3 separate regions of the Homo sapiens genome follow, and regions 1 and 3 are each linked to region 2. The links are chromatin loops, found by intact Hi-C in ENCODE. Cell type or tissue: HCT116. All regions are shown on one strand.

Region 1 (2,500 bases), 1.2 Mb before region 2:
TTAACTGATGAAAGGTTAATTAACCTCCCTGTCACCTCTCCCTTTGAAGGAATAGACTATTGTCATATACCATAAGAATCGCATCCCATTCAGTATGATGCTGTCACCAACCATTTATAAAATGGCCAATTCCTATTAACTATGAAACTCTTACATATAAAAATGCTGAATTAAAAACAGGGTTCTACACTATTAACTATGCTTTTGGATAACTAATTAATAATATTTTGTTTTTTATCAGAACCTGCTTTGTGCTTGGTGGATGAAAGAGTGCAATATATTGTTTATTTATTTTAATTAAACAATATATATTGTTTTAAAAATATATTTATAATTTTTATCAAAGCTAAGATTGAGAAGAACAGACCTTTTTCTCTTGAATTACTAATAGGTATGAAAATGACAATATAGTTTTACTTCGTGGCAGAATATTAATATTTTTATGTATTGTGCATTTCGCTGCTATAGTAATGACATTAAATTAAAAAAAAAACAGTGAGAAATGTTACTCACACATATATTCCTTGGACCAGCTTAGTGGTCTTATCTCAAAAATATGCACAACATTTTTTCCCAAGTTGACATGTGATACAGTTTCAATAACATTTAGATAACAGTATTTAAGACATGCTGATAACACCATTAGTCTGGTGCAGGGCTTACCAGGGTGAGCTGCAGATTCTAAGGCTATAATGGGATGTTTGTTTGTTTAATTAGGTGGTTAGTGGCTTTATGAAAAAAAATTGAATTTGAAATTGTAAGTTAGAGCAGTATAGTTAGAAAAGGTGAGAATACAAATGCAATTGACGAATAATCCAATACTGATGGTAGAGAAAGAGGAGTACACTGAAATAAGAATCAGATAGGCTTTATGGATGGGAATTTGGCTACAGTCTAGAAGGATGAAATCTAAAAATGACTTGAGTTGTGGCCTTGTAAATACGGTTGTACAAATCATCATGGTTAACATCAAATCACAGTACTGTTTGAAGCTTAAAGATGACAGTTTTAGGATAAAGGGGAAGATAGTATCAATGCGGTATATATTCCAGTTGTGGGAATTTCGTATTTAAGAGGTCTATAGGAAAGGCTTAAAGATATGGCCAAAAATCCAAGGATTTACCTGTTAATGTCACACGAAGGCTCCTACCCTTGCCCAGATAAAAGCCCAGGAAGTTTCGTGATAAGAAGGGATGAGGTGAGGGAAGGGATTGGGCCACTCCTCCTCATCCTTCTGAGAAATATTTTCAATTCAACTCTTTTAGAAACTTTGAGCTGGAAATGATCTTGCAATCTAAGCACCATATGAGGAAATTGAGGACAATGATATTACTTCACTTATTTCAGGCAGGGCTGAAACCTAAAAACTTAAGAGCCATATATGGACAGACTAGGTTCTTTGAAGTGGCTGAGAGTTGCTGGTGTAATTTGAGTCTCGGGGCACTGGGGTGTGGGCCTGGATTGGTGAGTACACACGGAATGACCTGCCCATCCAGGAACCTCTGAGAATCAGGGAGCAAAGATCAAAGAAAAAGAAAAATGTCAGGACTTGGGAGAGGGTGTATTACTGAAGGTTAGAATATAACGTTTGCTTTGCACGGCATGGGGATTGTCCAGTTTCCTGGAGTCGGCACAACAAAGGACCGCAAACTGAGCCGCTAAAACAACAGAAATGTATTGACTCACTGTTCTGGAAGCCAGAAGTGTAAGATCCAGCAGTCCCCAGGGCTGTGCTTCTTCTGGAGGTGCGGCGGAAGGATCTGTTGCAGGCTCTTTCCTGGCTTCCACCGATTCCTTGGCAGCAGAACTCCAGTCTCCATGCAGCGTTCTCCTGTGTGTCGGCTTCTTCACCTGGCCTTCTTTTTATAAGAACACAGTCGTGTTAGATTAGGGGCCCATCCTACTCCAGTGTGACGTCGTCTTGACTGATTACCTCTAAGGAACCTCTTTCCAAACAGGGCCCCATTCTGAGGTGTTGGGGGTTAGGACCTCAACATAGGATGTTTGATGGGGGGAAAAATTCAACCCAGAAGAGGGGTGGCGGAAGCTTTATTAATAATGACACATTTTCCCAATGGCCCAGCACCTCTGGTTATGGTAAAAGGTTTCACCCACGCCTGAGGCGGGGCTTTCATTCTTCATTCCTACTGCTTTTCTCATCCTATACTCTTTTCCTGGAAGCAACCATTCTCAAGATGTAAACTGCCACCTCTATGTAGACAGCTCGCTAATGTATGTGACCAGGCCATAGTCCTTTCCTGAAATTGAGGCCTTCTTAACCCACTGCCTGTCGACACATCACCAGGTATCACCCAGATACAGAAACCTCGATGGAAGCCAAGCCTGGCCGCTTCTTCCTCAACCCCCACCTAAGGAAGGTCCCGCCCCAGGTAAAGGCGCCTCCCGTGGTCCCCAGCTAAGCTTAGCTCCTGCACAACAATCTTGGGTGCTTCCCTCCCTTTCTCCCTCCACATCCCGAGTCCCTCAGCTTCACAGATAA
Region 2 (2,500 bases):
GCAAGGTGAAGCAAAATCATTAGTCTCAAAAGTTTTAATATTATATTTCTAACCTTTGTAGAGAACTTAAATGCTAACCCAGATATCCCCTCCCAAAGTCATATTAGTTCAGCAGCAAAAAGATTGTGGGGGTGGGGGTACAGGGGGAAAGGCTGGGTGAGAGAAAGAGAATTATTTCCCAGAAAAGCATAAAATTGCAAGAATCTCAAAAAATTGCATCTCCCTTTGCCACTGTATCATACCACCAGGCATAACGGGGCCCTGGGCCGCAGGGCCTGTGACTTTCACACACTTTTGTTCAATGCCATTAAAATTTCAGTTCTGCTTTTATGCTCTCTTATCTGCTTAGTTGATTATTTATGTTGCAATTCACACTAAGTTCAAAAGCCACCACTTTTTGATTTTCAGATGTCTTCATCCTCACTGGTGTCCACCTCATCCCCAGGCCTATCTCTGGGACAGGCAGCCCTTTTCTTATTTCTGGATGGGATCTGAGAAACTGTCATGATACTTGTCTGAACTTGTTAGTGGTAATGTCTCCATAGTGCTGCAATAAGCAAATGTATCATTCAATTGTCTCACTATTTTAAGTGAAGCAACCAGTTGCTTTCTGTGTTATGTAAATATTCTTTCAAATATGCAGAAGCATATTTTGGAGGGGGCTATTTTACTGACATCTTTTTCATGGGCACTAATGAACGAGATATTTTTACAGATAATCTAAATAGCATAGAGCTCATGTATTATAAGGATACTGTTAAAAAGAAACAGTGCTAACCACATATCCCAAAGTCCTGACGGAAAAAAACTGTAACTGTTTGGAATGTAATAAAACTGTCCAAATTTTACATGAAGTCAGCTCTGCAAACAGCAAAACATAAGTCACTCTTCTGTTTATTCTGTGCCAGTAATAAACATAAATTGTTGCTTCCAGATAGAAAATAAAAACAAAGAATAGAGGCGCCCTCTTGTGGAGAGAACCAACACTACCACTTCAAAATTGCTAGCTTTCTCCAATTCAGACCATGTCCCAAATCATATGTTCATTTTTAAAGGAACTCGCCTTCCTAATTATTGCTCAAGTGAATAGTTGTGCTACTAAGCAAGGGATTCGTAGTTTCATTTGCTCTGCAATCAGAGGCCTTGCCTCCCAAATTCTAGTTCTTGGGTTAACTCAGCTGACGCACCTGTGAGTTACCATAACCCCATGACCTCGCCAAGGGCCCATATACATAGTGCCTCCTTTGCTGGAACTTCCCTCAATGCCTGGGGCCAGCCTGGCTAGGGCTGTGACTCTTAAGGGTCTCACTTCAGGTTCTGCCCCTCTGGGGACATACTGACCCTTGTTACTACATGTCTGATGAACTGGTCTTTCTCTGTATTGTACGTTAATTTTATCTTCATTATTTGAAAAAGAAAACCTGTTATCAATAAATCTTGCAGTCATTGTCCTAAGAGCAATAATTGTGCTGTTCTTATGTTTCGAGAACAAGCTAGAGCAAGCAGTGTTTCATAGCATTTATTATGGTTTTCCAAAATTGCTGAGCTTTTTCTGTCTCTCCTCAGATGACAAGCACTGGAAAGGCAGAGACCCTTACCTCCTTTGACTTCACACCGTCAGGGCCTTTCATGGTTTCTAGTATACAGTGGGTGCTTAATAACTAGGTGTTGCACAAATAAATCCCATTTCCACATCCAAATTTGGTTTGCTGAAAGCAGCAGCCAAGACAGCCACATAGGTAGTAACGCGCACAAGGGAGCGGCAATGCAAAGAGGAACTGTGGCTGAGGTGCCCGGAAGCTCCGCTTTGCAAACCGGGGACTGCAGGGGAGAGAGGACGGAAAGGCCGTGGCGGCCGAACTTCCGAGGCTGAAGTATGACACATCCACCTCACTCTGCCGCACCCACACTTCAGTGGGATCAGGCTCCCTTGGAGGGTTTGTTAAATGCAGGGTGCTGGGCTCCACCCCAGAGGCTGTGAGTCAGTGGCTCTGGCGTGAAGCCCAGAATATGCATCTCTACCAAGTTTCCAGGTGATGCTGTTGGTCTGCAGAGCACACTTTGAAAACCACTGAGGTAAAGCAGTGCTTGATTCACACTCCGACTGCAAATAAGGAACACCTGGAGACTTCTGAAAATGTGGGTCGGCCACACCACGTCCAAGACAACTGAAATCCCTATGGGGGAGACTCAGGTGGCAGTCATCTTCAACTCCACCCCCACCCCACCTGGCAGAAGACTATAGACAGAAAGTCTTGGCCAAAGTCCAGGGCTTTGTGTATATGTTATTAGTTTCATGGAAAGAAACATACAATAACACGTCACTTTACTGCGAAGATTTCCCCTACATTATCTCATTTGCACCTCAGACAATCCTGGGGGGAAAAGAAAGCAAAAAATGTAGCTCAATTTTAAAGAAAAAGAATTGAAGTAATAAATGGCAGCCCTTGGACTTAAGCCAGATGATTTCTTTTAAAATACCACCTTTAGAGTTAAGTAA
Region 3 (2,500 bases), 1.1 Mb before region 2:
GCAACACAGGGTTTATGATTCTCTTTTCTTGTACTGTCTTTACCTGATTTTGGAATAAGGAGTTAAGCAGCTTTTCTTCTTTTCCTACTTTCTGGAATAATTTCTTTCATTGACACAACAATTAAAAATATTGGTGAGGTATATGTGACATTTTGTTACATGCACAGAATGTGTAATGATCAAATCAGGGTGTTTAAGATACTTGTTACCTCAAACATTTATCAATTATTTGTTTGGGGAATATTTAAATTCTTCCCTTCTGCTATTTTGAAATATACAATAAATTATTATTAACTATAGTTATCCTACTGTGCTGTCAAACAGTAGAATTTATTCTTTCTAATTGTATATTTGTACCCATTAACCAATCTCTCCTCATTCCTTCCACTCCCATCCTTCCCAGCCTCTAATGACCATCATTCTACTCTGTACCTACATGAGATCAAGATATTTATCTCCCACAGGAGTGTCCTACTTAACATAATAACCTCCAGCTCCATCCATGTTGGTGCAAATGAATTTCATTTTTTATGGCTGAATAGTATTCCATTGTGAATATATGCCACATTTTCTTTATCCAGTCATTCATTGATGGAAACTTAGGTTGATTCCATATCTTGGCTATTGTGACCAATGCTGCAATAAACATGGAGGTACAGGTATCCCTTTGATATACTGATTTCCCTTCCTTTGGATAAATACACAAGATTGTACTAATTTACATTCGCACTAACAGCTATAAGAGTTTCCTTTTATCCACATCCTCAGCGGCATTTGTTATCTTCTGTCTTTTTGATAATAGCCGTCCTAACTGGGTGAGATAATATCTCATGGTGGTTGTGATTTTTATTTCCCTGATGATTATTGATGTTGAGAATTTTTAATACACCTACTGGCATTGGAATGTCTTATTTTAACAGATGTCTATTCAGATCCTTTGCTCACTTCTTAATTGGATTATTTTTCTTCTTGCTGTTGAGTTGAGTTCCCTGTATATTCTGGATAGTAGGCTTTTTCAGATGAATAATTTTAAAGTATTTTCTTTGATTCTATAGGTTGCATCTTCACTCTATTTATTGTTTCCTTTGCTGTGCAGAAGCTTTTTAGTGTAATGTAGTCTTATTTGTCTATATTTAATTTTGTTGCATGTGCTTTTGAAGTCTTGAACATAAAATCTTTGCCTACACCAATGTCCTGAAGCATTTGCCCTATTCTTTTTCTTCTAGTAGTATTTTAGTTTGCGGCCCTACATTTAAATTTTTAATTCATTTTGAGTTGATTTCTTATGGTGAGAGATAGGGGTCCAGTTTAATTTTTCTGCATACGGTTATCCAGTCTTCCTAGCATCATTTACTGAAGAGGGCGCCCTTTCCCCATTGCACATTCTTTGCCCTTTGTCAAAAACCAGTTGGCTGTAAATATGTGGATTTATTCCTGGGTTATCTATTCTGTTCCATTGGTCTATCCCAAAACCATGCTGTTTCTGTTATTATAATTTTGTAGTATATTTTGAAGTCAAATAGTGTGATGCCTCCAGATTTTTAGTTTTTCAGTCAGGATTGCTTTGGCTATTCAAAGTCTTTTGTGGTACCATACAAATTTTAGAATTTTTTTTTCTACTTTTGTAAAGAACAACGTTGGTATTTTGAAATGGATTGCTTTGAATCTGTAGATCGCTTTGGGTAGTATGATCATTTGAACAAGATTAATTCTTCCAATCTATGAGCATGGGACATCTTTCCATTTGTTTGTGTTTTCTTCAATATCTTTAATCGGTGTTTTGTAGTTTTCATTATAAAGGTCTTTCACCTTCTTGAGTCCCAATTTTATAATGATATATAATGGCAATTATTCTCAGTTCAATAGCCCCTCCTTTTTCTTATCTTTCTCCTCTTTTGAAAAAAAAATGAGAATCACTGGCTCTTTTTGGGCATCTATTCCAGTTTACCTAAGTGATATAATTTGACTTTAAGTTAGATTATTTTGATAGTGGGGTTATCATTTAAATTTAAAGGATCACAACTGCCAAATATTTATCCTTCAATTATATTTCAGAGCCAAGCATGAAATAAATACTTACTGAGCATCTGGTATGTTCTTAAAGCTATTCTAGAAGTAAACAGTAATAAATTACAATATTTTCTGTCAAATAATATCTAATTTGGTTGAAGGAGCAAAACTGGACCATAATAGAAAGTCTAAATAGTAAATAGTATAAAAATGGAAACACATTTGAAAAATATTTGCAATTGGCAGACGGGCAATATCTAATCTTAGTCTCACTACAAACTGCTAAGGATGGTGTTCCATTTTATTGATACATTGATTTTCTAAGATGACGTGATTTGCAAGAGGTCATCTGGTTAGAAGTGCTAGGGTTGAAACCTATGACTTCTAAATCTAAATCCATACAATTTTTCATTTTATCATGGTACCCTTTAAATGACTTGAAAGTCTACAGTTTCCCTTTACATAATCTGAAAGTCCGATAGTGGGATTC

What was found. A loop is a pair of places that touch in the nucleus more often than their neighbours do. Peaks named below come from ENCODE experiments on the same cell type or tissue, not always from the same donor. Only the 100,000 strongest peaks of a DNase experiment are listed, where the experiment ranks them.
Region 1: it touches region 2 in a loop (4-fold over the local background); 17 of 110 quality-filtered maps call a loop at or near these places.
Region 3: it touches region 2 in a loop (3-fold over the local background); 52 of 110 quality-filtered maps call a loop at or near these places.

What each region holds. Positions count from the first base shown.
Region 1 is chr13:22,792,892-22,795,391 of GRCh38, reverse strand. No RefSeq gene overlaps it. Among named protein-coding and RNA genes, the nearest start is that of LINC00621, 120 kb to the left of the region's middle. In HCT116, no CTCF peak of the experiment used is centred here; a DNase peak (open chromatin) is centred at 1,521; H3K4me3 peaks cover 1,841 bases; H3K27ac peaks cover 2,052 bases.
Region 2 is chr13:21,636,897-21,639,396 of GRCh38, reverse strand. No RefSeq gene overlaps it. Among named protein-coding and RNA genes, the nearest start is that of FGF9, 33 kb to the left of the region's middle. RefSeq lists an enhancer at 288-407. In HCT116, a CTCF peak has its summit at 972 (motif pointing left); a DNase peak (open chromatin) is centred at 1,926; H3K4me3 peaks cover 1,180 bases; H3K27ac peaks cover 1,421 bases.
Region 3 is chr13:22,739,315-22,741,814 of GRCh38, reverse strand. No RefSeq gene overlaps it. Among named protein-coding and RNA genes, the nearest start is that of LINC00621, 180 kb to the left of the region's middle. In HCT116, a CTCF peak has its summit at 1,365 (motif pointing right); no DNase peak of the experiment used is centred here.